Linked DNA regions of Homo sapiens: region 2 is linked to region 1. Evidence: read pairs that join two places in POLR2A ChIA-PET (ENCODE). Cell type or tissue: HepG2. All regions are shown on one strand. Each heading gives the region's core, and the rest is flanking DNA. Links, peaks and the distances in the headings are about the cores only.

Region 1 (12,165 bases), core at 5,256-9,255:
CAATGGTGCAATCTCGCCTCACTTGAACCTCTTCTGTCTCAGCCTCCTGAGTAGCTGGGATTACAGGTGCCCGCCACTACACCCGGCTAATTTTTTGCATTTTTAGTAGAGATGGGGTTTCACCATGTTGGCCAGGCTGGTTAAATTATGCTTTTAAAAACATAGATAGGGGAAAACATAGGGAGGCAGTCAGGATGGACCACAGGCTTCCCCACCATGAAACCCTTTAGACTCTCTCACAGAAATGAGGGGAACTGAGCCAAGTGCAGTGGCTCATGCCTGTAATCCCAACTTGGGAGGCTGAGGCAGGAGGATCGCTTGAGCACATGAGTTCAAGGCTGCAGTGAGCCATGATTGTGCCACTGCATTCCAGCCCGGGCAACAGAGTGAGACTCTAACTCAAAAGAAAAGAAAAGAAAGAGGAAAGGAAGAGGAAAGGGAGGGGAGAGGAGCAGGGGAGGGAATGGGAGGGGAGAAGCGAAGCAAAGCTGGGCGCAGCGGCTCAGGCCTGTAATCCCAGCACTTTGGGAGGTTGAGGCGGGCATATCACCTGAGGCCGGGAGTTCGAGACCAGCCTGACCAACATGGAGAAACCCAGTCTCTACTGAGAATACAAAATTAGCCAGGCATCGTGGCACATGCCTGTAATCCCAGCTACTCGGGAGGTTGAGGCAGCACAATCGCTTGAACCCAGGAGGTGGAGGTAGCGGTGAGCCGAGATTGCACCATTGCACTCCAGTCTGGGTAACAAGAACGAAACTCTGTCTGAAAAAAAGAAGAGGGGCCAGGCATGGTGGCTGATGCCTGTAATCCTAGCACTTTGGGAGGCCAAGGCAGGCACATCACTTGACCCTAAGAGTTTGAGACCAGCCTAGGAAACATGGTGAAACTTGTCTCTACAAAAAATACAAAAATTAGCTGGGCATGGTGGCAGATGCCCTGTAGTCCCAGCTACTTGAGAGGCTGAGGTGGGAGGATCACTGAGCCTGGGGAGTCGAGGCTGCAGTGAGCTATGATCACCCCTCAGGACTGGAAGTCCTCCTAGTCTGGGTTCAAACCCTACATTTGTGAACACTACTGTGTGCCAGGCCCTGGCAAAGCATATGTCTTTTAATTCTCCTGACAACACTGTGAGATTGGTACAGTTATTATCACCATTTTACAGGTGAGCAAACTGAAGCTCTGAGACATTCATTAAGTATCTTGCTTAAGAGCAAGAGCAGTGGGCGAGCCCAGGTGTTGATAATTTGCCACCATTTGTTGGGATGCTTCATGGTCTTATTCCTCCCCATTTGCAGACAGGAAAACAGAGTTACAGACAAATGAAAGTGATTTGCCTCAGGATCTTTGTATTTGCTGTCCTCTCTGCCTGGAATGCTCTTCCCAGTTATCTCCTTGGCTCACCCTCTCACCTTCTTAAGGTCTTCACTTAAAAGTCATCATCTTAGGGAGATCTTTTCTGATCACCCTATTTAAAAGTTTAGGCTGGGCATCATGGCTCACAACTATTAATCCTAGCACTTTGGGAGGCTGAGGCAGGAAGAACACTTGAGACCAGGAGTTTGAGACCAGCCTGGGCAACATGATAAAACCTGGGCTCTATAGAAAATACAAAAATTAGCCTGGTGTGGTGGTACATGCTTGTGGTCCCAGTTACACAAGAGACTGAGGTGGGTGGGAGGATTGCTTGAGCCAAGGAGGTTGAGGCTGCAGTGAGCCATGATTGTGCCACTGCACTCCAGCCTGGGTGATAGAGTGAGACCTTGTCTCAAAAAATAAATAAATAAGGCCGGGCACAGTGGCTCAAGCCTGTAATTTGGGAGCACTTTGGGAGGCCAAGGTGGGTGGATCACCTGAAGTCAAGAGTTCGAGACCAGCCTGGCCAACATGGTGAAACCCTGTCTCTACTAAAAGTACAAAAATTAGCCAGCTGTGGTGGCAGGCGCCTGTAATCCCAGCTACTCAGGAGGCTGAGGCAGGAGAATCACTTGAACCCGGGAGGTGGAGGTTACAGTTAGCCGAGATTGCGCCACTGCACTCCAGCCTGGGCGACAAGAGTGAGACTCTGTTTCAAAAATAATAAATAAATAAATAAATAAAACCCCATGCTTCTAACTCAATGACAAAAAGACAACCCAAGTCACACGTGAGCAAAGGACTTGAATAGACATTTATCTAAGAAGATATACACATGGCCAATGACCACATGAAAAGATGCTTACCACATAATAATTTGTATTAGGGAAACGCCAACCAAACCACATGACATACGACTTCATTTCACTAGGTCGATTATTAGTTTTAAAATGGAGGCCAGACGCGGTGGCTCACGCCTGTAATCCCAGCACTTTGGGAGGCCGAGGTGGGCAGATCACCTGAGGTCAGGAGTTCAAGACAGCCTGGCCAACATGGCGAAACCTGGTCTCTACTAAAAATACAAAAAGTAGCTGGGCGTGGTGGCAGGTCCCTGTAATCCCAGCTACTCAGGAGACACTATAATCACTTGAATCCGGGAGGTGGAGGTTGCAGTGAGCTGAGATCGCACCACTGCACTCCAGCCTGGGTGACACAGCGAGACTCTCTCTCAAAAATAACAAGTATTGGTGAGAAGATAAAGACATTGGAGCCTTTGTATATCACTGATAGGAATGTAAAATGATGCTGCTGCTGTAGAAAACAGTTTGGCCATCCCTCAAAAAGTTAAACATAGAATTACCATATGACACAGCAGTTCCACTCTTAGGTTTTTACCCAAAAGAATTGGAAACAGGGATTCAAACACAAGATTTTTTATTTTTATTTTTTAATTTTTAGTAGAGACGGAGTTTCACTGTGTTGGCCAGGCTAGTCTCGAACTCCTGACCTCAAGCGATCCATCCATCTCAGCCTCCCAAAGTGCTGGGACTACAGGCATGAGCCACTGCACCCAGCCTCAAACAGATACTTGTAACCTGAATGTTCATAGTAGCACTATTCACAATAGCCAAAGATGGAAACAACTCAGATGTCCCTAAACAGATGAATGAATTAAAAAAATGTGGTCTATCCATGCAATTCAATTTTGTTCAGCCATAAAAAGGAATGAAAGGCACATGCTACAACATGAATGAATCTTGAAAACAAGGTGAGCTTCTTGTGAAAGGAGCTAGTGACAGAAGGCCACATAGTGTATGACGCCATTTATGTGAAATATCCAAAAACAGACAAATCCATACAGAGAAAGAAAACTGGTGGTTACCAGGGGCTGCAGGAAGGGGGAATGGAGAGGGACTCCTTAATGGGTATGGGGTTTCCTTCTGGGACAATGAGAATGTTCTGGAACTAGACAGAGATAGTGGTTGCACAACATTGTGAATGAACTAAATGCCACTAAATTGTTCACTTAAAAAAAAAATAGAGGCCGGGCACGGTGGCGCACATCTGTAATCCCAACACTTTGGGAGGCCGAGGCAGGTGGATCACCTGAGGTCAGGAGTTGGAGACCAGCCTGGACTTGAACTCTGGTGAAACTCTGTCTCTACTAAAAAAATACAAAAATTAGCCGAGTGTGGTGGCTCATGCCTGTAGTCCCAGCTACTCGGGAGGCTGAGGCACGAGAATCACTTGAATCCAGGAGGTAAAGGTTGCAGTGAGCTGAGATCACGCCTGTACTCCAGCCTGGGTAACAGAGTGAGACTTGGTCTCAAAACAAACAGACAAACAAACAGTAACAAAAATAGAGATGGTGTCTTGTCATGTTGCCCAGCTGGTCTCCAACTCGTGGGATCAAGCAATCCTCCCGTCCCAGCCTCCCAAAGTACTGGGATTATAGGCCTGAGCCCGCGCACCAGCAAATTGTTCACTTTTAAATGGTTAATTTCATGTTATGTGAATTTCACCTCAATGGAAAAGCTCAACCCCAAACACGCCTTATCTTCCCTCCCTGCCTGATTTTTCTCCTAGTGTACAGGGCTCCTCATATACAGTATGTCCGACTTATGTGTCCATTGTTCATCCTGCTTCTTTAAAATATAAATTCCAACAGGGTAGGGGTTTTGTCTGTTTTATTAATTCACGTATCCCCAAAGAGTCTCTGGTACTCAATAAATATTTGTTGAATAAATGAATTAGATAGGGTGTGGGGATGAAGAGAGTCCCACCACCATCCGCACCCCCATCTCTAATTCTAACCGGCTCCTGTTAATGATGATCCCCAGTCTGGGCTGATTTTCCCCTCCTTTTCCTGAAGAGCAGCATCCACAGGCTCTCGCTCAGCTCAGCCCCTTTATATCCTTCTCTGCTGAGAGTTTGAGATAAAGGGGGCCACAAGATAAGACAATGAATCCATCACAATGTGTGATGAGCTGTCTGCTCTGTGGCTTCCCACAGCAATTTATCATGACCTGGAACCATAGCTGTGAGGCTGGGTGTTCACCCGCCAGGATCTTGCTCCCCAACTGCTTTGGAGGGGGATGTTTACAGGAACTTGTCAATAACCATTTACTGAACAGCTGCTCAGATACAGCCCGGTCCCAGGCACTCAGCCAAACGAAAAATGAACTATATAATCATTCATTCATTTGGTGATTCATTCATTCTGTGATTGATTGATTGATTCATTCATTCATTCATGTGGTTGTCAAACATTCACTGAGCACCTACTATGTACCTTGGACTGTGGTACTTGATTTCAAAGATGTCAACGCATTATAGACCAGGATTTCTCAGCCTAGGCACTGTGGACTTTTGTTTTGTTTTGTTTTTTGTTTGTTTTTGTTGTTTTTGAGACAGGGTTTCACTCTATGGCCCAGGCTGGAGTGCAGTACACGATCATGGCTCACTGCAGCCTCAACCTCCTGGGCTGAAGCTATCTTCCCACCTCAGCCTCTCAAGTAGCTGTGACTACAGGCACACACCACCATGCCCGGCTAATTTTTTTGTATTTTCTGTAGAGATAGGGTCTCCCCATATTGCCTAAGCTGGTTTTGAACTCCTGGGCTCAAGCAATCCTCCTGCCTCGGCCTCCTAAAGTGCTGGGATTACAGGTATGAGCCACTATGCCTGTCCCAGCCACTGTGCATACTGGGACCAGACATTTCTTTGTCACGGGGATTGTCCTATACTTTAGCAGCAACTCTGGCTGTAGATGCCAGTAGCACTCCCTCAGTCATGACAACTAAAATGTCTCCAGACATTGCCAAACGTCTTTGGGGCACACAGTCACCCCTAGTTGAGAATCACTGGTCTAGACAAGTATATCTTCCACAAATTATGAGAGAGAGAAAAAAACGCATTTGTTTGCTGTTCTCTCTCTCTCTCTCTCCCTCTCCCTCTCCCTCTCCCTCTCCCTCTCTCTCTCTCTCTCTCTCTCTCTCTCCCTACTTGCCTACCTATCTAGCTAGTTAAATTGGAAGGCAAGAGCATAATTACAGCTAACATTTGTAAAGGGCACATAATAAGTGGTCATTTTATCTTGGTTATTCTCACAACAAGTCTACGGAGAAAATACCACTAACGCTCATTTTATATATGAAGAAATCAAGGTTCAGAGATGTTAAGCAAGTTGTCCAGGGTCACATGAAGATTAAGCGGCAGAGATGGGGTTCAAATCCAGGTCCATATGACTCCAGAGCACAGGCTCTGCACCACTGCACCACACATTCCCTGGCACAGAGCCTCACACATCATAGTGATCAATAAACATGTATTGCCTGGATGAATGAACACAAGGATGGGGCAAAGATTCTGAGAAAGGCCTGGAGAAGCATAGGCTGCAATTTGGGGACTTGACGTTCTGGAGGAACATGTATTATCTTAATTATTTCCATCCATCAGTCCATCCATCCATCCATCCATCGATCTATCCACTCATTCACCAAGTATTCCCCAAACATCTGAGTTGTGCCTGGCACCTAGGAGGAATTCTGGTTTCAAGATCTCATAGTCAGCTGGGCATGGTGGCTCATGCCTGTACTCCCAGCACTTTGGGAGGCTGAGGCAGACAGATCACTTGAGGTCAGGAGTTTGAGACCAGCTTGGCCAACGTGGTGAAACCCTGTCTCTACAAAAATATAAAAATTAGCCAGGCATGGTGGCATGCACCTGTAGTCCCAGCTACTTGGGAGGCTGAGGCAGGAGAATCGCTTGAACCCGGAAGGCAGAGGTTGCAGTGACCTGAGATCACACCACTGCATTCCAGCCTAGGCGACAGAGTGAGACTCTGTCTCAAAAAAAAAAAAAAAAAAAAAAAAAATTTCTCATAGCCAAAGAGGATCCATGAAATGTGCTCAGCAATAATTGCAACATCAGCTACAAAGTGAGAAGCTATGTTATGAAGGGACACATAGATGCTAGGTTAGCCAAGACTTTTGGTCAAAAGTGAAAAAGTGATAGGCATGCCTGCTCCAATTGGTTTAAGCAATAAAGGGAGGTTACCGGTACCTAAATCTAGTCGAGGTTGCAGGTATGGCTTGATCAGGGTGTTCAAATGATGTCGTCAGAAATCCCTCCATCATTTCCCTCTGGTTTCCTCTAAGTCAACTTCATTCCCTGCTGGCATGATGGCCACCAAGAGCTTTAGGCACATAACCTGCCAGCTTAGCAACTCCAGCTCAAAGAGCACCACTTTTTCAATGATTTTAGCCAAAATTCCAAGACTCATATTAGACCAACCTGAATCATGTGCCTGCTCTTGAACAAAGCACAGTAGCCAGGAGAAAATATGCTTTGATTGTCTAGGACTGTGTCCTGGACCCACCCCTGGGACTTGTGGATGGGGACAGCTTGACCTAAGCCATATCAACTGAAAACATAGGAAGCATGGTGCTACCAAGAGATGTCTATTCCAGGTATGGTGGAGCCTCAGAGGAGAGCATAACTCTCTTTCAGCTGGTGGATCAGGGAAGGCTGATCCACCCTGTCCACCCTGGTCCAATAAGCCACAGCTATAGATATGAAGGTCTGTTGCGTTCAGGTTGAGCTAGAGGGGGAGGTTGGGCATGGCAGAAAAAAATCTATCCATCTCTGCTACAGTTAAATATTTGAATATTGAATTGTTTGTGGATCTTGTGAAATCAGTGACCTCTGAGGTCATCTAGGGACCCAGCACATTCCTACAGGACACAACCTAGCACCTGGTCAGAGCAATAGTTCATACCTGAGACCCTGAACTTTCAGACCCTCCCCTAGCCCCCACCAGCCTCTGTCAGTGCCAAGCTGGACAGAACAAACCACATGAGGTTGGTTGGGCCTCTTTCCCTCGGAAAAATGCAGAATGGTCATTTTTTGCCTGTACCTTCCCAGACAAATAAATTCTCTTCTGGGAGCTTTTTCCTGGCTGAGCTATGTTATACGTTTCATAGCCGCCCAGATCCCCTGGGAACCCAGAGTTCCTTCCACGTGTAGGACAGGCTAGTCATTCAGTTCCAGGTCAGAGGACTGTTTCATTTGTACTGGTGGCAGGAATTCTTGGTTGTCCTCAATTTGGTTGTCCTGATTTTCGGTGGGGAACATGGTCAACAGAATAAGGACTGCATTTCCCACCTTCTACTGCAGGTAGGTGTGACTGCATGACTAAGCTCCGGCCAATGACCAGCAAGTGGCAGTGATAGATCATGCCCTTCAAGGGAGGAACATGCCCCTTCTTTCTCCTTTCCTTTTTCTTCCAGCCTTCTGTTTAGAATTGAGTCCTGGTGGGAACCACTTAGGACCATGCTGATGAGGGTAACACCATATAGATGGCAGAGCTGGGGCTGGGCGTGGTGGCTCATGTTTGCTTTCCCACCACTCTGGGAGGCCAAGGTGGGAGGATTGCTCGAGCCCAGGAGTTTGAGACCAGCCTGGGCAACATAGGATAACCTCGTCTCTGCAAATAAACTCCTGGCTCAAGCAATCTTCCGACCTCAGCCTCCCAAGTAGCTGGGCTACAAGCACACACTACCATGCCTGGCTAATTTAAAATCTTCTTTATTTTTTTAGAGATGGGGTCTTGCTATGCTGCCCAGGCTGGTCTTGAACTCCTGGACTCAAGAGATCCTCCTGCCTTGGCCTCCCAAAAGTGCTGGGATTGCAGGCATGAGCCACTGTGCCTGGCTCATATTCTCAATAGAGAGGTCCCAATTGACCACTGGCCAGCCAATAGTCTGGCTCTCCTGGGCAGATGTTCACCCTGGTACAATAAGCCACAGCTATGGATATGAAGGTCTGTTGATTTCAGGTTGAGCTAGAGGGGGAAGTTGGGCATGGCAGAAAAGCCTATCAATCTCTGCTATAATTAAATATTTGAATATTGGATTACTGAACCTGGGCATAGAGTAGCCACTGTCCTTGTCTTCTAAGAGCTTATATCCTATTACTATTTTATTATTATTAATGACATATCATTGTTAATTAATAGCTTCAGTTCACTAAACATTATTAGGTGCCAGGCATGGTGCTTATGATTAGTCATCTCATTGAATTCCCTTAATGAAAATTAGTCAATCAGAGACCTTTCTTCACAGATCGCAACCTCAGGGATGTTTGGGATTTCAGAGATGTGTTTTGGGGAAAGAAGTATAATTATTCAACTTTCACTTAATCAGAGAAGCTAAGTGGTAGGTGGAGTTGTAAAGGAAGGCAAAGAACTGGGCAGGCAGATGCTAAGTGGGAGACTGTTCCAGGCATAAGAGAAATGGGGGTGGGTATGAAAAAAAGCGAGAGAGCGAGTGAGAGCCAAGGGAAATTTGGTTTGACTGGATAAAAAGGCCAGTGAAAAGAGGGAGTTTTGGTAAGAGCTATGCATGGGCAGGGAGAAGTACACAGATCTTCAATCACAGACTCTACCACCATCCCCTCTCCTCTTCCTGCAGGTGGGCAGAGCCAAGGTGCTGTCCCTACCCCTTCTTCCTGGGGCCTCCAGAGATCCTGAGCTCACCCTCCTGACCTGCCTGTCGGTTCTGGCCCTCACGTCCTGTTTGCTGTACCTACTTTATCCCATGTCACCATCTCCATGCCCCAGCCTGGTGACAATCCCACTTCCTACCCATTCCATTGGCTTCTCCATTTGACTTGGAGCTCTTCAGCTGGATCGAGACAACTACTCTGATGAATGCCACGTCACTGGGTCAACAGAATGGGCCCAAGTGAGTCAATATCATTGACATGAAGGTGCTGTCAGTTTGGTGGGGGCTGAGGGAATGAGACTGTGTTTTAGCTGTGTTCGTTTGATTGTGAGGAATAGACGGTCACACACTGAGGGCTTAGTATACAGATGCTCAGAGAGAAATACGGAAGACGAGATCTCGTAGAAAACAAGAGGAGATGTTGTAAATGAGTCAGGCTTCCTGGAGTCCAGGACTAGGGAGGAACTCTCTATTGAAGACCACTCTAGGGAATCTTCATGCTGAAGTCCCACATTCAGTTCCTCTCTTCCTTCTCTTGGTCTCTCTGCTTCTGCTTTTTATCTCATGTCCTAAATGTCCAACTATTCAGCATAACTTTACTCTGCTTCCCCTCTCCATGCTCTGTAGCAAAATGCCCTGTTGGAATTAAATTAAAAATTTTTATCTCTGCTTTAGCAAGAGAGATGGTGACTTGCTGATGCAAGGAAGGTATTTCTCCTTCCAAGAGCGATGTATTCAGCTTTTGGGTTAAAAAGGAGATGCTGTCAGGCACAGGTGGTTATCTGGGTAGATTACATAAAAACACACAAGAAATGCTCTTTGTGTTAAAAGAAGAAAAAAGAAAAAACAAAACTTGGCCAGGCACAGTGGCTCACACCTATAATCCCAGAACTTTGGGAGGCCAAGGCGGGCGGATTGCTTAAGGTCAGGAGTTCGAGACCAGCCTGGCCAACATGGCAAAACCCCATCTCTACCAAAAATACAAAAATTAGCCAGGTGTGGTGGCACACTCCTGTAATCCCAGCTACTCAGGAGGCTGAGGCATGAGAATCGCTTGAACCTGGGAGGCAGAGGTTGCAGTGAGCCAAGATCACGCCTCTGCACTCCAGCCTGGGCTACAGAACTAGACTCTGTCTCAAAAAAAAAAACCCAAAAAAACCTTGTTTCCTCAAAAACTTAAATATAGAATTACCACAAGACCCAGCAATTCTACTACTGGCTATATCTCCAAAGAATCGAAAGCAGAAACATGAACAGGAATTTGCAGAACCATGTTTATAGCAGCATTATCCCCAGTGAGCCGAGATTGTGCCGCTGCACTCTGGCCTGGGCAAGAGAGCGAGACTCTGTCTCAAAAAATAAAAATAAAAAATAAAAAAAGAAGTCCCAAAGTAGGGTAGCTCCTGAATTAGTTAACTCAATTGTTCGAACCAAGTTCTTACCATCATTCTGCTCTGCCATCCAGAGCATGTCATTTCAGAAAGACCATCTCTTCTCGCATCTGTTTCTTAGGAATGACTCCTTCCTTCTTTCCTTCCTTCCTGCCTTCTTGCCTTCTTTCCTTCCTTTCCTCTGTCCCTCCCTCCTTCCTTCCTTGACAGGATCTCAGTCTGTCAGACAGGCTGGAGTGCAGTGATGTGTTCATAGCTGATTGCAACCTTAGACTCCTGCACTCAAGTGATCCTCCCACCTCAGCCTCCCAAGTAGCTGCGACAACAGGCATGCACCACCACGCCTGGCTAATTTAAAAATTTTTTATAGACAGGTCTCACTATCAGCCCAGACTGATCTCAAACTCCTGAGCTCAAGCAATCCTCCCATCTCAGCCTCCCAAAGTGCTGAGATTACAGGTTTGAGCCAGTAAGCCCGGCCCCTACGTCTTTCTTTAGAAGCCCCACAACAAATTTCCTCTTGTGTTTCATAGCCATACACTTGTTTTCATACCCATTCCTACACCAGTCACCCACAAGTAGAATGGGACTAACATGATATTCCTGAATTGGGGATGATGTTGTCTTTCTCAAGAGTTTAAAACCTGAATAAAATTGGGGATTCTGTTAACAAGGAAAATAGAATGGTTTGTTTGTTTGTTTGTTTGTTTGTTTATAGAGGGGGTCTCACTCAGCACTCACTGCAGCCTCCACCTCCTGGGCTCAAATGATCCCCCACCAACTGCCACCCAGCTTCCAGAGTAGCTGGGACCGTAGGTGCATGCCACCATACCTGGCTATTTTTTCTTTTTCTTTTTTTTTTGTTTGAGATAGAGTCTCGCTCTGTCACCCAGGCTAGAGTGCAGTGGTGCAATCTCGATTCACTGCAGGCTCTGCAGTGAATGGGTATGAAAACAAGTGTATGGCTATGAAACACGAGAGGAAATTTGTTGTGGGGCTTCTAAAGAAAGATGTAGGGGCCAGGCCTACTGGCTCAAACCTGTAATCTCAGCACTTTGGGAGGCTGAGATGGGAGGATTGCTTGAGCTCATGAGTTCGAGATCAGCCTGGGCTGATACAGTGAGACCTGTCTAGAACTCCCGGGTTCAAGCGATTCTCCTGCCCCAGCCTCCCGAGTAGCTGGAATTACAGGCGCCCACCACCACACCCAACTAATTTTTTGTATTTTTAGTAGGGACGGAGTTTGGCCATGTTGGCCAGGTTGGTCTCAAACTCCTGGCCTCAGGTGATCCACCTACCTCAGCCTCCCAAAGTGCTGGGATTACAGGCATGAGCCACCACGCCCTGCCTCCACCTGGCTATATTTTCTATTTTTTATAGAGAAAAGGGGTCTCATTATGTTGCCCAGGCTGATCTTGAACTCCTGGGCTCGAGGGATCCTCCTGCCTCCCAAAGTGCTGGGATTTCAGGCATGAGCTCCCATGCCCCACTTAGAATGAATTTTGAATGGGCAATTAAGAGTGTCTGCTACACCCCTGAGACTGACAAGCTCTCGGGATTAATGGACACGTGGGAAGGACTGTTTCAAGCGTGCTTCTATTACCAACTAGCAAGTGAGGGGTATGAGTTCCCAAATTCTGGGTCAAAGGTGGCTCACTTACAGATTCTCATTCCAGCCTGTGAGATGGAGTAAAGGAAGAGTGGGGCGTGCTCTTTATTTTTAAGGTCATGACCTCTGCACAAACAGTTCCCTCTACTTCCTGCCCTAAGTAAGCCCTGGCTCTTCCCTGATAGTCCTTGAAGCCCTTACCAGGGAATGGTGGTCCTTCTCCCAACCCCATGGTGTCCTCTGTCCTCCACACCTCTATTACTAGATCCATAGTCCTCCATCTTGAGTAAGTGCTGAGGCTCCT
Region 2 (12,165 bases), core at 381-4,380, 67 kb after region 1:
TAGCTTTAATTACAGCTGAGGCCAACTATGGGGAAACACCTCCAAGAATGAGTCAGACTAAGGAAATTTTCTTTCCTTTTTCTTTTTTTTGAGACAGAGTCTAGCTCTGTCACCCAGGCTGGAGTGCAGTGGGACAATCTTGGCTCACAGCAACCTCCACCTCTGGGGTTCAAGCGATTCTCCTGCCTCAGCCTCCCCAGTAGCTGAGACTACAGGAGTGCGCCACCACGCCTGGTTAATTTTTGTATTTTTAGTAAAGATAGGGTTTCACCATATTGGCCAGGCTGGTCTCAAACTCCTGGCCTCAAGTGATCTGCCCACCTTGGCCTCCCAAAGTGTTGGGATTACAGGTGTGAGCCACCGTGCTCAGCCAGGAAATTTTTTTTTTTTTTTTGAGATGGAGTTTCACTCTTGTTGTCCAGGCTGGAGTGCAATGGCACGATCTCAGCTCACCAAAACCTCCGCCTGCCAGGTTCAAGTGATTCTCCTGCCTCAGCCTCCTGAGTAGCTGGGATTACAGCCATGGGCCACCACACCCAGCTAATTTTGTATTTTTTTTTAGCACAGATGGGGTTTCTCCATGTTGGTCAGGCTGGTCTTGAATTCCCGACCTCAGGTGACTCGCCCACATTGGCCTCCCAAAGTGTTGGGATTACAAGCATGAGCCACCGTGCCTGGCCAGAAATTTTTATAAAAAAGAAGTTAGGGGCCAGGCACGGTGGCTCACGCCTGTAATCTCAGCACTTTCGGAGGCCGAGGTGGGTGAGGATCACCTGATGTCAGGAGTTCGAGACCAGCCTGGCCAACATGGTGAAACCCCGTCTCTACTGAAAATACAAAAAATTAGCCGGGCGTGGTGGTGGGTGCTTGTAATCCCAGCTACTCAGGAGGCTGAGGCAGGAGAATCACTTGAACCCAGGAGGCAGAGGTTGCAGTGAGCCAAGGTCGTGCCACTGCACTCCAGCCTGGGTGACAGGGCGAGACTTTGCCTCAAAAAAAAAAAAAAAGAGAGAGAGAGAGAAGAAGTTAGGGTTAGGCTTAACACAACCCAATCACATTAACCCTAAACTTAACAGAGCCAACAAAGAGTTCCCTCTAGGCTTAAAAAATAACAACAAAACAGGAGGTGGGAGGGTGGTGGTGATTACCTTTATATCTCTTTTTTTCCTCCTCGGTCAGATGTTCTGTGCGTATTTTGGTGATCACATTCACATTGTTTACTGTGTAAACCTGAGAGGTGTATGCGAAAGAAAACAGTGACACAGGGAATCAAAACTCCAAAAGTAAGCACAGCAAAAGCAAGAATGCTGAAGCAAAAAACAGAAAACAATCCAGCAAAATAAAAATGAGAAATGGTTAACTATCATTAGGATCCTTCAGAGAAAGTATATAAACTATCAACTGAAAAATGCATCAGCAGTTACCTCCCATGTTTGACAGTTTTAATACTAAGGAGTTAGCAGTGACAGGCTGCATCTTCCTGCTTGCCCTGCTGTGGCTAAATAGTCTCAAACAAATGCCCTGCAATCTAGGTTTCCACCTGGGTTTCTATTAAACTAAGGTACCCAAACCAGGATCCTGTACTTCTGTTGGTAATTTTTTTTTTTTTTTTTTTTGAGACAGAGTCTCCCTCTGTTGCCCAGGCTGGAGTGCAGTGGCGTGATCTCTGCTCACTGCAGCCTCCGCCTCCTGGGTTCAAGCGATTCTCGTGCCTCAGCCTCCAGAGTAGCTGGGATTACAGGCATGTGCTACTATGACTGGTTAATTTTCGTATTTTTAGTAGAGACGGGGTTTCACCATGTTGGCCAGGCTGGTCTCAAAATCCTGGCCTCAAGTGATCTGCCTACTTGGGCCTCCCAAAGTGCTGGGATTACAGGCGTGAGCCACTGCACCCAGCCTCCGCTGGTAGTCTTGTAATACTAGTATGACTCAGACAGCCATCTGCTGGGCAGAAGAGAAAGGTATGAACACAAGGTTCTCTATAGACTTATGAGCTGTAGAGAAAACCAGCAAGTCACTATTTAAAAGGCATTCTGTGCACTGACAAAAATTATTGTAACTGCCAGAGCAAATGCTCTGTTATCAAGGATAACTGGGGAATATGGTGGTCTAGAAAATCAAACATAACAGTTAACAAAGAATTCTCTCTATATGCCACGTGAGGAGCCCCAACATTCAAAGCTGCAGAAAACACACTCAGCACTATGACAAGTGCTTCTAAATGTATCTTGCTGAGCATGACGTAAGCCTTTCTTTGCTCACTCAGAGGCCACCAGAGGACCCTGCAGCACTGGGCTCCAACACCAAAAGCCATCAATCCCTGTTGTACTGAGGGACTGAAAGGCCAGGAAACAGCTTTCCAGCTGACAAAATGCCAGATGACTGGATCAACAATCGTCTCCACTATTACAACTATGTTTTAAATGCACTGATGTCATGCAAATGGGCTGTGCGCCTGCTGATTACAATTAAGCTGATTTAACAAAAAAGAGACTCAAAAGCTACTACACAACATTTGAACACATGTGAAGTCTAATCCTTCCTCTTCCTTTTTTTTTTTTAAATAATTAAGGGAATGACTAGCTTGTCATTCCTACCAGAACAACTGGTACCTGTACTCATTTCTCTACCATATTGTTTCTCTTTAGCATAGCTACAGACCTCCTCAGGGCATGCTATCCCATTTTCTGAAAGTCAAATAAGACAAAATCAAACATCCAAGTGAGAGACACATTAGACAGTTCTCATTCCCCAGAGCATCTCCATGGCACAGATGCATGAAAAAAATGGGAACAGATTCCTCATTTGCATAGAAGCTAAATAGCTATATTAAATCTTATTTTAAGAGTTTCCTTTTACCTTTGCTTCGTAACCATTAACAACTTCTGCTTTATCTGTCCTCCAGCCCCAGAATCCGGATTTAGTTCTGATAAAAAGTGAACACCACAAATTTCTACATGTACAATATGCCATTCAGATTTATATCTGTAGCCTTTATAGTTTTTTTCCCCCCCAGCTTAAGTTAGTGAAGGACACTTGGAAATCATGGTCCTATTGTCCACAGGAGGCGGTTAGCAATGACAGATGGCTTATGCACCCTCCACCCTCCTCCCACAGTTATTAATCAATTTGCCTCACCCCAGGCATAGAAAGCCTCCAATCTTGGCTTCTTTACAAAACTGCCAGCATTGAGGACAAAGGTGGTGACATTTATTGGACAGCAGTCCCAAAGAAGTGACTGAAGATGACCAGCATCCAAGGGCTTGCCACAAGGTGGTAACCAGGTCAGAGCATTTATCTGGGTCATCTTAACTGGGGACATGCATGTCAATGGTGGGATCTCCACAAGTAGCCACATCTCACTCGAGGAATTCTTAGAACAATGAGGCACAGACCATCCTGCTCCTTACAAAAGAGCAGGTGGGCCAGGAACTCATCACTGTGGTGAGCTGCTTGGAGATGCCATTAGGTCTGCAAAATAGCTGAGTCACATGTTTGGGCAGGTTTGGTGCAGCAGGGCAAAGGATGTGAAAAACAGATTTTTTTAGCCCAGCTGTTAATTCCATCTCTGTGGAACTCCTTTTAAAGTAGCCCAGCATTCCAGTGGCAGATGCAGCATTGGTAATATGCCCAAAATCTCAGTTATTCAACTCAACATACTCCTGAAAAAAAATGTATTTAGGAACCAAAAGCAGCCAGGAGGCTCTGATTCTTTTTCAAAGCAGCTTGCCCTGGGAAACGCTCCCTCTCACAGGGGATCCCTGACCAGCCCTACCCTTTGTCTAGGACATCACATCCCAGCTCCTCTTGGCCCTGGCTACGGCAACAGCCTGACTTCTGCTCTGACCACTGAGTGGTTGGGATGTCATGCAGGAAGCTCAGGGAACAGCAGCAGGTTAGCCACGTTACAAAGAACATATGCGGTTATTAGCATTTTGTTTCCAAATAGTTTGCTTTTCTTCTAATGGGATTTGGTCAATGAAATTAGTCCAGATGGTATAATGAGTTTATGTGTCTATTTTAGCCCATCAGAACAGGAGGGATCAGAGCTCCCATTTTCCTACTAGTTGTCTACAATTAGGACAGCACAACCCGTGGATGGAAACAGAGGAATCCTAAAAGTATTATACCAAATGCTATCTCCAACTGACACTTCAGAAACAAGATAACAGTCACAGGGGCAGAAGGTAAGGAACCAGACTCAACTGATTAATAAGCTACAATCCCCTTTTATCATTAATACCAGAAAATCGAGATAGCCTTTTTCCTTCAATCCTCAGTTCCTTGTTTGCTTAAGTCACTTGATGTCTTGCCACAGGAAGTCACTGTTTTCTGGCACAGACTCTTCTGATGGATGGAAAGATGATTACGTCTGCTCCACCTCACCCTTCATGCACGCTGGGAAGACGGCGCTATGCTTTTCTCCCAAGGAACCACCAAGCTCCTCACCGGGCTACCTCTGCTCCTTCGGCAATCCTGCCTCTACTGCCCTAAGCATTTGCACTCTTTTTTTTTTTTTTTTTGAGATGGACTCTTACACTGTCACCCAGGCTGGAGTGCAGTGGTGCAATCTCAGCTCACCGAAAGCTCCGCCTCCTGGGTTCACGCCATTCTCCTGCCTCAGCCTTCCAAGTAGCTGGGACTACAGGCGCCCGCCACCACGTCTGGCTAATTTTTTATATTTTTAGTAGATATGGGGTTTCACCGTGTTAGCCAGGATGGTCTCGATCTCCCGACCTCGTGATCCACCCGCCTCAGCCTCCCAAAGTGCTGGAATTACAGGCGTGAGCCAGCACGCCCAGCTCAGCATTTCCACTCTTGGAAGCAGTTTAGTTATTCAACCCAATGTTCATACCCTGTTTTAAATTTTAATTTCCTAATAACTCTGTGGCCCTTGGTAACTTTGCATGCAAAAGCATCCGAAGATGATAGAACACCTGGCTTCCCTCTCGTGCCATTTTCACCTCTGCCTGTCTCCACTGAGACCACACCAAAGGCCACTTCACAGGCACTGTGTCTTGGTGGTTGCTACACAATCAGGAGAAAGGCTATGAAGGTGGCAGGGAATATTTTGTTTGAGGTGGGCAAAGCATAATCTTTCAGAAAAGGGAAAAATTCAAACTGCAACCACAGTGTATATACTGCAGGCCAAAAATTCATCAGGGCAGGGTATTAATTTGCACACATAAGCTCTGAGTAACGGATTAGAAAAAAGTGGAAAAGTGACCATCAAAAAATGAGAGAGGGGGCTGGGTGCCGTGGCTCATGCCTGTAATCCCAGAACTTTGGGAGGCCAAAGTAGGCAGATCACCTGAGGCCAGGAATTCAAGACCAGCCTGGCCAACGTGGTGAAACCCCGCCTCTACAAAAATACAAAAATTAGCTGGGCATGATGGAGGGTGCCTATAATCCCAGCTCCTCGGGAGGCTAAAGTGGGAGAATTGCTTGAACCCGGTAGGCGGAGGTTGCAGTGAGCCAAGATCGTGCCATTGCACTCCAGCCTGGGCGACAGAGCGAGACTCCATCTCAAAAAAAAAAAAAAAAAAGAAAGAAAAAAGAAAAGAAAGAAAGAAAAGAAAATGAGAGAAGGCCACACCTTCCAAATTCAATCAAATGAATACTCACACCTCTGATCAGAAGTAAATTCACACACTTTTTATACCAACAAACCTCACATTCAAGAGCAGCTATATTCTTTTCGTAGCTGGTATCAATCCTAAGGAGTGGCTCAATTCTTGCTCAATGCACGACAAGCACACATTTAATTCTGAGCACCATTAAAACAAAGCAGCTGTCTTCCAAAAATTCTCTCTCAGCTACACACTGTCAGTTGCAAAAGAGTTAGCTTGAGAACTCTGAAAACCCTGTGGGCACAAAAATACAAAATGTGCCTTAGTCCTCGGTACAAATGGAATATGCTATCATTTCCCATTTATACTCAGTGGGGTAACAGCCAGGAATTGTCACCCTCTCTTCACAAATCGCACTTCAACAAACAATGACTCTGGCAACTCTACTGTTGAACAATATGGGGAACAATGTCTCTTCTCAAGACATCTTAAGAGTCACAGACTTTGGAGATTTCATCTCCAGATTCACTCAATTATTTCTTTCAGCTAAGGAAACAGAAAACTGGAGAGATGAGGCCACTTGCCCAAAGTCGCAGTTATTTAGGAGCCCTGCTGATGGCACTCAGTTCCTCCCCATCTCATCCCTACGGATGAACAGTGGCAGAAAAGGCAGCTTCCTCTGCCTTCTGGGGTTATGAACAGAGCCCTAAGCTGAAGGGGCCTCCCTGTCTGCAGAAGGGTATGCGGAAGCCTGGAAATGTCTTTCCAAGGCCCTCCCAGGGAAAGCCAGTCAGTCCCTAAATTTTGCTGTCCCTGAAAGACCATGAATGTCAACTGGCCAGGCCAGTGCAAGGAGGCTGGCAGAAGAGGACTGACCCTGCCTCCAGGGATGCCACCCTCCTGCCCTAGCAGCAGCCCTGGACACACTGGTTTCTTCTTCTATTACAAACAGATGTCCTAATTCCACAGCTCAATCTAAATTAGAAGAAAAGGATACTTAACAAGTTTTATGCTTGACTAAACACATTTATTAACCAATTTTATACTAGAAAGAAAAGAAAAATATAATGAGAGGACAGTTGTTATATTCATCAAGAGAAAAGAAGGCCTAAGTCCAGGATAATAGTGTCCATTTTCTCAGGGTAAGCTACTTAGGCTTGCAGAGAGCTGGATGTGGCATTCTAGACAAATACTATAAGGATAATAGCGTCCATTTTCTCAGGCTAAGCTACTTTGACTTGCAGAGAGCTGGATGTGACATCCTAGGCAAATACTATCAGGATGATAGTGTCCATTTTCTCAGGCTAAGCTACTTTGGCTTGCAGAAAGCTGGATGTGACATCCTAGGCAAATACTATCAGTGCTCTTAGGACTCCCTCGGATCAGTGGTCTCCACTGTAGAAACAAGCGAACAGCTTTGACAGCCTCTACTCAAAGGCCCCCCCATGCCCTCCATGTGGCCCAGAGGCACATGACCAGTGATGGTGTCCTCATCTGGATTAACCAAGGCACAGACCTCTCTGGAGAATTCTTTATGAGTCTGGAACAGAACTGAATCCCCTCCAGATTCTTGCTCTAAACTATTAAACCTCACAGGTGGGTTAAACAAACAAACAAACAAACAAACAAACATTTAACTATATAGTAAGTGTGAATCTGACTGACCAATATCAGTACAACTGAACTCAGTACTGGGTCAATTCTAACCTCCAGAAACTCCACGCTCTGTGGTCTGGGACTGAGTATTGTGGATCCATAAACACTAAGACAAAAATAGGATTCAAGTAAAATCCACTAGAAAGGGCACATAAAAGACATAAAAGAAAAGGAAGACATTTCTTCATACTCTTCATGTTGGTTAAGTCTTCTAAGACTTAACTGTAAAAATGATGGATGGTGTCGAGTGTCAGCTACAATTTCTACTGGTTAGAGATCAATCTTAAAACCCACTAGTGTTTATTATGTCATATTAGAAAAAGCCCAATCCATCCATAATTTACAATTAATACATACATGTCACTCAAGATGGCAGCATGGGGATTAGACATTAAAATTTAGAGTCTAAATTTGTACCTTTCAAAAGCAATATTTTTAGTATCGAGGCTGGTGTTAATGACAGGGCTTGTGAGCCGCCGCTCAACTTCCCTGCTTTTTGGCTTCATCAAGTCCAGAGTGAGGCGCTCCATTTCTTGGGAAAGGTCGAAGCGTTCGGTGGTGACCACTTTGTCATCATGGTTGACTTCCATTAACTCCGCCCAGTTGTCTATTAATGGAAACAAAGGCATAACTAAGTGCAAAGTAGGGAAGATGCAAAAACAAGGAAGCTTCGTATGTTAAAATGTATCATCTTTCATGTGTGTCCTCCCAGGTGCTATCTGGTAAAACCTACAGTGTACTGATTATCGACTACCTATTTGCACAGGGATTATCTGACCAGCTTTCCACAACACATAGGAAGCTCTGAGCCATCTTCCCCAAAGGTGCGGAATTTTTCTTAATAATCTGCATTCTTATTAGCAATATATTCCATCAATGTCCTTTATAAAATATATTATTACAGAATTCACAGAAATTATGTATGCACAACATTGGGTGAGCAATGCCATTTCTCATGCCTGATTATGGAGGGTTATACAGAGATACACACAGAAGGCCTGTGCTCAAAGGCTCAGGAAAGTGAAGCAGACACATCACAAGGGTAACTGCTGGGTGGTAAAGGACACATGAAGGAGAGCTAGCCAGACAAGAACGAAGACAGGGATGGAGAGCTGAATAATTAATAAGAATAACCAAAAAAACATGCCCTAGGAAGGATCAGACAGAAAAGTCACATGAATGTGAAAGCATTTTCTTGGTTAAAAATCACCCTGTAATTTTGCTTGAGCAGTGATTACTACAAGAGAAGTCACTCACCTTCTCCCTTAAATATAAAACTACGCCTCCCTCTTATCCAGCTCATGTTTTCAAATCCCAGCAATGTGATATCGACGCGCAGTTTGGCACCACTTTTCCAGATGCGACAGACATCATTTGGGCATATTCTAGAAACCAAGGGCACTGGAGGAGAGAAGTGTACTACTGAGAAAAACTCAAGGGCCAAGAAGAATACCTAGGCCAGGAAATCAGGATTCTGATTTAATAAAAGGAGGGGAGTGGCAAGATGGTGACCATCAAACAACGGACTTCTTGGCTTTCATATTTACCATACAGGAAATCACTCTTGAAAAATAAAAATGAACCTTCCATTCCATTCACCAGAAAAAAAGTCTAAATAAATTTCCCAAGAGTATTCTTGATCCTGAAATGAGCCCCAATTTATAGTGGGGTCTGTCCCCACTATATAAGGTCTGTACATCTGGCCTTCCTCACTCACATATGCAACTCTTGCCATATGGCTGTGGCCTACCATATTGTCATATCCACCATTCAGAGTATCAAATGTCTAAAGTATGCCACTTTTTTTTTTTTTTGAGACGGAGTCTCACCCTGTCGCCCAGGCTGGAGTGCAGTGGCGCAATCTTGGCTCACTGCAACCTCCGCCTCCCAGGTTCAAGCGATTCTCCTGCCTTAGCTTCCCGAGTAGCTGGGATTACAGGCACCCACCATCATGCCCGGCTAATTTTTGTATTTTTGTAGAGACGGGGTTTCACCATGTTGGCCAGGCTGGTCTTCAACTCCTGACCTAGGTGATCTTCCCACCTCAGCCTCCAAAAGTGCTGGGATTACAGGCATGAGCCACCGCATCCGGCCTAAGTATGCCACTTTTTAACAAAACCTGAAATAAGAGTGACTATGTGCATTAGAAAAAAATTTCATTTCTCAAAACAATCTGAAGTTCTATTCTTTTACGTACTTTTATGTCATTTAAACATTTCATACAAATATGACTTCTTGCCTGAAAGGGAAGTCTGGAAATGGAAACAGCTGAAACCCTGTAAGTTAGGAGTTATCGTTAATTTATCTACAAGAAATGAAAGTAGAACATCTATGGAAATATACTGTCAGTCAACTGCCTACGTAATACTTTAGAGAAATATATCCATTTTGTTAAAAAAAAATAAGCTATTCCAATATTCACCTCATCTTGTTTAGAATAACAAGTTTAAAAGAATCAAGCTAAACCACATAAGGAAATTAGTAAATTATGGTAAATCTACTTATTAAAATTCTAGCAATTTAAAGTGACATTTTGGGCTGGGTGCAGTGGCTCATGCCTGTAATCCCAGCAATTTGGGGGGCTGGGGCAGTTGGATCAGCTGAGGACAGGAGTTCGAGACCAGCCTGGCCAACATAATGAAACCCCATCTCTACTAAAAATACAAAAATTAGGCTGGGCATGGTAGCTCATGCCTGTAATCCCAGCACTTTGGGGGGCTAGGGTGGGTGGATCACCTGAGGTCAGGAGTTTGAGACCAGCCTGGCTAACATGGTGAAACCCCACTCTCTACTAAAAATACAAAGATTAGCTGGGCACAGTGGCGCGCACCTGTAATCCCAGCTACTCAGGAAGCTGAGGCATGAGAATCGCTTGAATCTGGGAGATGAGGATTACAGTGAGCCAAGGTCATGCCACTGCACTCCAGCCTGGACAACAGAGTGAGACTCTGTCTCAAAAAAATAAAAATAAAAATAAAATAAAAAATAAAAATAAAGTGACATTTTAAAACTAATAATATAGATGTCGGCTATAAATGACAAAAGGAGGAAATGAAATTGTCTATATACTACCTTCATGAATGCCTGGGAGGAAAAGTCCTATGCATGGCGGGGAAGACCGGATGAAAAACACCCAAAGCATTAACAGTTGTGTTTAACTGGGACTATCAGTGATTATTTTTCCTTATTCTTCACTATGTATTTCCTTGACTAAAAAAAAATACATGTAACTTTTACAAAGGAAAAATAAACCTACATGCGGGCTAAGTAAATTTAGAAAGAGAAATAAATAACGAGCCCACAGCCACTCACCCCAGCTGGTGAATTCCCATTTCATCTGCACATAGAAATCCGGAGCCTGAAGGGCAGACAAAGGTTTAAAACAGATTACCCTTGGCACTATCAACACAACATAAGCAGGGGTTAACAGGGTTCTTAAAAACCCTGGGTTAAAAAAAAAAAAAAGAGAAAATAAGAAGAAATAAAATGTAAGCCCCTAGCCGGGTGAGGTGGCTCATGCCAGTAATCCCAGCACTTTGGGAGGCTGAGGCGGGTGATCACTTGCGCTCAGGAGTTTGAGACCAGCCTGGGCAGCATGGCAAAACCCTGTCTCCACAAAAAATACAGAAAGTAGCTGGCTATGGTGGCTCGCTCTAGTCCTAGCTACTCAGGAGGCTGAGGTGGGAGGATTGCTTGAGGCCAGGAGGTGGAGGCTGCAGAGAGCCAAGATTGCACCACTGCACTCCAGCCTGGGCAACAGAGCGAGATACTGTATGGAAAAAAAAAAAAAAAGAAAGAAAAAACAAGTGTAAGCCCATTACTTATTTTATTAAATATTAGAGTGTTATTTTACCTTGATATAAAATATGTCTAGACATTAAGAAAGTGAACAGATGGCCGGGCACAGTGGCTCACTCATGCCTGTAATCCCAGCATTTTGGGAGGCCGAGGCGGGTGGATGAGTTAAGGTCAGGAGTTCGAGACCAGCCTGGCCAATATGGTGAAACCCCATCTCCACTATAAATACAAAAATTAGCTCGGCATGGTGGCACACGCCTGTAATCCTAGCTACTGGGGAGGCTGAGGCAGAAGAATTGCTTGAACCTGGGAGGCAGAGGTTGCCATGAGCCGAGATAGCACTATTCCAGCCTGGGCAACAGAGTGAGACCCCATCTCAAAAAATCAAGAAAGAAAGTGAACAGAAAGCAAGAGAATAAGAGGATTGGAGGGGGATAAAAGTCAAACCTGATTCAGGGTTCCAGTCAGGTTCCTAACAGTAAGAGAAAGATGAACCTGGGAAGATGGGCTTAAGCACTGCCAAGCAAATGTGGGTAACCACCTATTCTAGGCAAAGGGCAGGGAATGTCAATTCCATCCATTCAACGAGCAACTTGACTGTAAAAGGTTTGTGTGCTGGCAAGTGCTTCCTATTTATTGAACTACTCTGTGAAACCGAAAGAGGTTGCTAGACTCCACTTCCTCAGGAAGTTGATTTTCCCTCCAGTTAACATAACATTTTTCTCCACTTTCCTCTGAAACATGTAGAATTTGGCTTTCTGAAGTTTTAAACTACCACAGCAGCCCTGTTTAGGATTATTTTCTTACCTACCATTCCTGTAAGTTCCTAAAGATTCAGAAATCTAAAAGTTACCCTTCAAGAAGAGAAATGCGGCCGGGCGCACTGGCTCACGCCTGTAATCCCAGCACTTTGGGAGGCCGAGGCGGGCGGATCACGAGGTCAGGAGATCGAGACCATGGTGAAACCCCATCTCTACTAAAAATACAAAAAAAAAAATTAGCCGGGCGCGGTGGTGGGCGCCTGTAGTCCCAGCTACTCGGGAGGCTGAGGCAGGAGAATGGCGTGAACCCGGGAGGTGGAGCTTGCAGTGAACCAAGATCGCGCCACTGCACTCCAGCCTGGGCTACAGAGCGAGATTCC

What was found. ChIA-PET counts read pairs that join two places held together with the same protein. Peaks named below come from ENCODE experiments on the same cell type or tissue, not always from the same donor. Only the 100,000 strongest peaks of a DNase experiment are listed, where the experiment ranks them.
Region 2: POLR2A ChIA-PET joins it to region 1 with 7 read pairs; 6 of 35 experiments call an interaction of 5 or more read pairs at or near these places.

What each region holds. Positions count from the first base shown.
Region 1 is chr12:110,086,310-110,098,474 of GRCh38, reverse strand. It overlaps LOC105369976 (a long non-coding RNA gene), which reads left to right. Exons shown (of 3, transcript XR_945334.2): 2 at 8,829-9,101. Among named protein-coding and RNA genes, the nearest start is that of IFT81, 32 kb to the left of the region's middle. In HepG2, for the core only: a CTCF peak has its summit at 7,578 (motif pointing right); a DNase peak (open chromatin) is centred at 7,064; H3K4me3 peaks cover 361 bases.
Region 2 is chr12:110,014,807-110,026,971 of GRCh38, reverse strand. ANKRD13A (ankyrin repeat domain 13A) reads right to left here. Exons shown (of 15, transcript NM_033121.2): 4 at 10,539-10,584; 5 at 8,484-8,627; 6 at 7,644-7,833; 7 at 2,860-2,926; 8 at 1,149-1,230. Among named protein-coding and RNA genes, the nearest start is that of ANKRD13A, 21 kb to the right of the region's middle. RefSeq lists enhancers at 1,969-2,038, 3,701-4,201. In HepG2, for the core only: a CTCF peak has its summit at 2,270 (motif pointing right); DNase peaks (open chromatin) are centred at 1,941 and 2,291.